2 separate regions of the Homo sapiens genome follow, and region 2 is linked to region 1. Evidence: read pairs that join two places in POLR2A ChIA-PET (ENCODE). Cell type or tissue: OCI-LY7. All regions are shown on one strand. Each heading gives the region's core, and the rest is flanking DNA. Links, peaks and the distances in the headings are about the cores only. Region 1 overlaps RELB (RELB proto-oncogene, NF-kB subunit). Region 2 overlaps CLASRP (CLK4 associating serine/arginine rich protein).

Evidence for each region. ChIA-PET counts read pairs that join two places held together with the same protein. Peaks named below come from ENCODE experiments on the same cell type or tissue, not always from the same donor. Only the 100,000 strongest peaks of a DNase experiment are listed, where the experiment ranks them.
Region 2: POLR2A ChIA-PET joins it to region 1 with 7 read pairs; 12 of 35 experiments call an interaction of 5 or more read pairs at or near these places.

What each region holds. Positions count from the first base shown.
Region 1 is chr19:45,014,792-45,017,691 of GRCh38, reverse strand. The region is part of intron 4 of RELB (RELB proto-oncogene, NF-kB subunit); the gene reads right to left. Among named protein-coding and RNA genes, the nearest start is that of RELB, 15 kb to the right of the region's middle. RefSeq lists a silencer at 468-677. In OCI-LY7, for the core only: CTCF peaks have their summits at 402 and 604 (motif pointing left); DNase peaks (open chromatin) are centred at 551, 1,221, 1,561 and 1,851; H3K4me3 peaks cover 1,754 bases; H3K27ac peaks cover 2,500 bases.
Region 2 is chr19:45,070,559-45,073,458 of GRCh38, reverse strand. CLASRP (CLK4 associating serine/arginine rich protein) reads right to left here. Exons shown (of 21, transcript NM_007056.3): 20 at 2,898-2,900; 21 at 2,503-2,656. The coding sequence ends at 2,614. ZNF296 (zinc finger protein 296) reads left to right here. Exons shown (of 3, transcript NM_145288.3): 3 at 879-1,959. The coding sequence ends at 1,858. Among named protein-coding and RNA genes, the nearest start is that of ZNF296, 4.5 kb to the left of the region's middle. In OCI-LY7, for the core only: CTCF peaks have their summits at 1,069 and 1,269; DNase peaks (open chromatin) are centred at 1,248 and 1,678; H3K4me3 peaks cover 2,326 bases; H3K27ac peaks cover 2,500 bases.

The sequences.
Region 1 (2,900 bases), core at 99-2,598:
AAAACTCTGTCTCAAAAAAAAAAAAAAAGGAATAATAACAAATTCATCAAAATGTATACATTAAGTATGTGCAATTTTTCTTACATCAATTATACCTCAATAAAACTTAAAAAGAAAAACTAGACAGGAAAAAACTAAAACTTTTTTTTCCAAGTAAAAGATTAGGAAAAACTTGGAGCCCACAATTAAAATTATAAGACATCACATTATTTCGGATTTCCAGAATTGTTTTTTTTTTTTTTAGACAGATTCTCTCTGTTGCCCAGGCTGGAGTGCAGTGGTGCGATCCCAGCCTCCAGGGCCTCGAACTCCTAACCTCAGGTGGTCCGCCCACCTCGGCCTCCCCAGATTTTTCTTTTTTAAAAAAGGAAGATATAGCAAGTGAAGCCAGAATTTTTGCTCAGCAGCCACAGGCAGCAGCAAATAAAAACCAGCCCCGTTAGGCAGGGCCAGTCCCACTTGGCAGCTTTGAGTCACTGGCTCAGCCCTGCTGGCATTAAATACCTTCTGAAGCCTGCTCTGAACTTCTAAAGCCCAAGCCTATAAAATACCATTAACCATTGGTCTCAGTGGGGGAGTGCTGCCCCCTAGGGGAAAAATGGGATTTGGGGGGTGGCTGGTTGACACTGATGTGGACCCTACCGCAAGTAGACAGGACCAGTTATGCTGGACAGTTTATAATACCAGGGACAGTCCCGCACAGCCATCCCACAGCCAGCAAGCCTTCTGAACATCCTGCCAAAGATTCGAGTCAATAAGAAACCTGTTTAAAATGACCAGATCCCAGAAACTTGCTCTATTGTTGCTGAGTGGATTTGTTTGTTTGTTTGTTTGTTTGTTTTTAAGACAGGATCTCGCACAGGCTGGAGTGCAATGGCACGATCTCAGCTCACTGCAACCTCCGCCTCCCAGACTCAAGCAATACTTCCACTTTAGTCTCCCAAACATCTGGGCTTACAGGCATGCATCACACCTGGCCCTTGCTCTGTTTGACACCAATAATATTCTTTCCCATAATTGTTTTTCCTTTTTCTTTTTTGAGACGAGGTCTAACTCTGTCACCCAGGCTGGAGTTTCCCATAACTGTAATACCCACTGAATTTTCAAAGATTGCAACCAGCACACTAATTGTTTAGACCAAGAGTTGTTCGCCACTTTGGAAAATCCCCTCACCAACCGCAACCCTGCACGTGTGACATATAAGTCACTAAGTCTGCGCAGCTGGGTCAGGCTGCATTTGTGGCCACGGCATTAACAAGGAGCCTATATATAGTCACAAACAACTGCCACCTTCCTCATATATCCTGTGGGGCGTTTACATATTGAAATAAATGTGATTATATATGCTGTATTAATTTCCTTTTCTTTCTCTTTTATACTACAGTTTGGTGTAAAATATGGAGTTTTGGCCAGGCACGGTGGCTCACGCCTGTAATCCCAGCACTGTGGGAGGCTGAGGCAGGCAGATCACTTGAGGTCAGGAGTTCGAGACCAGCCTGGCCAACATGGTGAAACCCCGTCTCTACTAAAAACACAAAAATTAGCCGGGCCTGCTGGCAGGTGCCTGTAATCTCAGCTACCCGGGAGGCTGAGGCAGGAGAATCACTTGAACTCAGGAGGCGGAGGTTGCATGCCACTGCACTCCAGCCTGGGTGACAGAGCGAGACTGCATCTCAAAAAAAAAATAATAATAAAATAAAATAAAATATGGACTTTGGGAGTGACTGTGAATAGAGGTAGGTAATATTGTCTACAAATCTCACTGGGTCAGATAGGGTTAAAACCATTCATTTAACCAGCTCCCCGCTGTAATAGTAGGAGATTCTGAAAAGCTTAGAGTCAACAGTCTCGGACTCATGCAGACTCCAGGGCTGAAAGCTTTTCATCCTTGAGATGTCAGTTGGGACTGTGGAAAAAACATTAGACTTTAGTTGTTTCTTTTTTCTTTTTTTTTTTTGAGATAGCATCTTTCTCTGTCACCCAGACTGGAGTGCAGTGGTGTGACCATGGCTCACTGCAGCCTCCACTTCCCAGGCTCAAGCAATCCTCCCCATTCAGCCTCCCATGGTGCTGGGACCCCAGGCGCATGCCACCACGCCTGGCTAATTTTTTTATTTTTATAGAGACGGGCATCTTGCCATGTCACCTGGGCTGGTCTTGAACTCCTGGCCTCAAGTGATCCTCCTGCCTTAGTCTCCCAAGGTGCTGGGATCACAGGCATGAGCCACCATGCCTGGCCCATTAGGCTTTAGAATAAGTCCGACCTGGCACCAAATCCAGGCTCTACCACTGGCCATCTACAAGATAAACCTCTCGGGTCTTACTGTCTTTATGTGTAAAATAGGTATGCAAAGTACCTGGTACATGGAAGCACTCAGTAAATGGCGGTAATTACAATAGTAAACTTGCTGTGTGCCCTGTGCAGGTAACTGCCCCTCTTTTAACCTCAGTTTCCTACTCTGAAGATGGGGATAAACATCCTGAATCCAAGCCAGGCATGCTGGCTCATGCCTGTAATCCCAGCACTTTGGGAGGCCGAGGCAGGTGGATTACCTGAGGGCAGGAGTTTGACATCAGCCTGGCCAATGTGGTGAAACCCTGTCTCTACTAAAAATACAAAAATTAGCTGGGCATGGTGGTGCACACCTGTAATCCCAGCTACTTGGGAGGCTAAGACAGGAGAATCGCTTGAACCCAGGAGGCGGAAGTTGCAGTGAGCTGAGATCACACCACTGCACTCCAGCCTGGGCAACAGAGCAAGACTCCGTCTCAAAAAAAAAAAAAAAAATCCTGAATCCAGATTTGGAGACAGGTCATTCCCTATGGTTAGGCATTTACCATTCTAAATCTTGGAAATCAAAACCAACTCTGGGGTCCGAGCACGGTGGCTCACACCTGTA
Region 2 (2,900 bases), core at 150-2,649, 56 kb before region 1:
GCAGAGCTTGCAGTGAGCCGAGATCGCGCCACTGCACTGCAGCCTGGGCGACAGAGCAAGGCTCCGTCTCAAAAAAAAAAAAAAATAGCCTGGGCAACATAGCAGGACCCCATCTCTTTAAAAAATACTAAATTAAAAATTTAAAGCAAAAAAAAAAAAGCAAGCAAGCCTCTGTTCTGCCCTCTCCCCCTCCCCCAGTAGTCTGGATTGAAATCCCAGCTTCACCCCTTCCAAGCTGTGCAACCCTGGGGAAATGCCTCTCTGTGCCTCAGTTCTCCTGTCTGGAAAATGGAGATCTTATTTTCCTGTCCTGAGGGAAAGCCGGGCTATGAGCCATGGCTCAGCACCTAGCATGTAGGAAGCGCTTACTGAGTTAACATAACTTTTTAAAAGATTTTCAAACACATGGCCCAGCACAGTGGCTCATGCCTATAATCCCAGCACTTTGGGAGGCCGAGGTGGGTGGATCACTTGAGGCCAAGAGTTCGAGACCAGCCTGGCCAACACGGTGAAACCCCCATCTCTACTAATTAGCCAGGCATGGTGGCGGGCGCCTGTAATCCCAGCTACTCTAGAGGCTGAGGCATGAGAATAGCTTGAATCCAGGAGGTGGAGGTTGCAGTGAGCTGAGATCGTGCCACTGCACCCCAGCCTGGGCGACAGTGAGACTGTCTAAAAAAAAATGTTTTCAGGTACTTAGCACCCACTCCACAGATTTTTCGTGTCCACCCCTCCTCTGAGCGTCAGCTTCCTGGTCCTTCCAGGGTGTGTGTGTCTTGTTACTGCCAAGTCCTTTGCCCCTGCAGGAGTGCCTATCCCACAGAAGGTGTCCAGCTGGCAGCTGTCCGCACTAACACTCTGCCTCTTTTTCTTACCAGAACGAGAGGAGCTGAAGGCCTTGAGCTGCCTGCGCTGTGGCAAACAGTTCACAGTGGCCTGGAAGCTGCTGCGTCACGCCCAGTGGGACCACGGACTGTCCATCTACCAGACAGAATCAGAGGCCCCGGAGGCCCCGCTCCTGGGCCTGGCCGAGGTGGCTGCAGCCGTGTCGGCAGTGGTGGGGCCAGCAGCTGAGGCCAAGAGCCCCCGTGCAAGTGGCAGCGGCCTCACCCGGCGGAGCCCCACCTGTCCTGTGTGCAAGAAGACCCTCAGCTCCTTCAGCAACCTCAAAGTGCACATGCGCTCACACACAGGCGAGCGGCCCTATGCTTGCGACCAGTGTCCCTACGCCTGCGCCCAGAGCAGCAAGCTCAACCGCCACAAGAAGACCCACCGGCAGGTGCCGCCCCAGAGCCCCCTCATGGCCGACACCAGCCAGGAGCAGGCCTCTGCAGCCCCTCCGGAGCCGGCTGTCCATGCTGCTGCCCCCACCAGCACCCTTCCATGCAGCGGTGGTGAGGGGGCTGGAGCCGCCGCCACAGCAGGTGTCCAGGAACCCGGGGCTCCTGGCAGTGGGGCTCAAGCCGGCCCTGGTGGAGACACTTGGGGAGCCATCACCACGGAACAAAGAACTGACCCTGCAAACAGCCAGAAGGCATCACCCAAAAAGATGCCCAAGTCAGGGGGCAAGAGCCGCGGGCCCGGGGGCAGCTGTGAGTTCTGCGGGAAGCATTTTACCAACAGCAGCAACCTGACGGTGCACCGGCGCTCACACACCGGGGAGCGCCCCTACACCTGTGAGTTCTGCAACTACGCCTGCGCCCAGAGCAGTAAGCTCAACCGCCACCGCCGCATGCACGGCATGACGCCTGGCAGCACCCGCTTCGAGTGCCCCCACTGCCATGTGCCCTTCGGCCTGCGAGCCACCCTGGACAAACACCTGCGGCAGAAGCACCCTGAGGCGGCCGGCGAGGCCTGAGCCCAGGAAAGCCCCCCTCACTGTCCCTGGTACCGCTGCCAACACCCATTGACCTCCTCGTTTTTGCCCGCCTTCTCCAAGTAAATTTTCCCTTTTATTTACACCCGTCTGGACTCTGGCTTTCTTGGGGTGCATGAGGTGGGGCAGGAGGCTTCCCCTCCGTGGGGTGGACGGCTGGACAGACCGGTTTGGAGTGAGGGGGTGAGGGAACGGCCAGCCCCCAGTGCCTGGGGCGCAGCAGGACTGGCACAGAAAGCTGCGCTCCCAGTTCCTAGTGCGGGCGAGGCCAGGGCAGGGGCTGAGGCGAGGGCGGGGAGAGGCCCGGACCTGTCGCCAGAGGCCCTGGGCAAAGGGGCCCATGTGGGACATGCTGGGCCGACACCCTATGTCCACATCTGCGGGCAGGTCTGGGCCCTCTCCCTTGGGACTGTGCCCTGGCCTCCTGAGCAGGCCTCACTGAGCCATGGCAGGTTCTGATGAACAGGGGCCTGCCACTTAGCCATCAGATGGGGGCAAGATGTCCCACACAGGCAGCACTGGCATCTGGCCTGTAAACCCAAGCGCCCTCCCAGCTGGCTCTGCTGGCCCATGGGCCCTGGGGTGGGAGAGCCCTGCACCAACCACACAGATGACACTGAGACAGGTGACGGGAATTAAATAACTTTTGACTTTATTTCACTAGAGATAAAACCAGCAGCATCACAGCTTGAGCCCCTTACCCACCCCCTTGTCCTCCCCACCCCCCACTCTTCTGCCTAATGTCGGTAATGGGGGCTTCGGGATCGGGACCTTGAGCGCCTGGAAAGAGAAAGGGAGGGGCCGTGAGGATGGGGCATACACACATCAACACACCTGGGGCCGTGGATGCTTCAGTGATCGGGGCACTTGTCTGTGGAGGGAAGGATGTTCCCCAAGGGATGAGACCAGCCCCTCCAACTGGAGGTGGGTACAGGGTGAGGCTGGAGGAATGACAGCCAGGACCTCCCATCAAAGGACAAGTGTTACTTCCAAGAAAGTGGAGGGTCATGGGCTTCCTTACCTT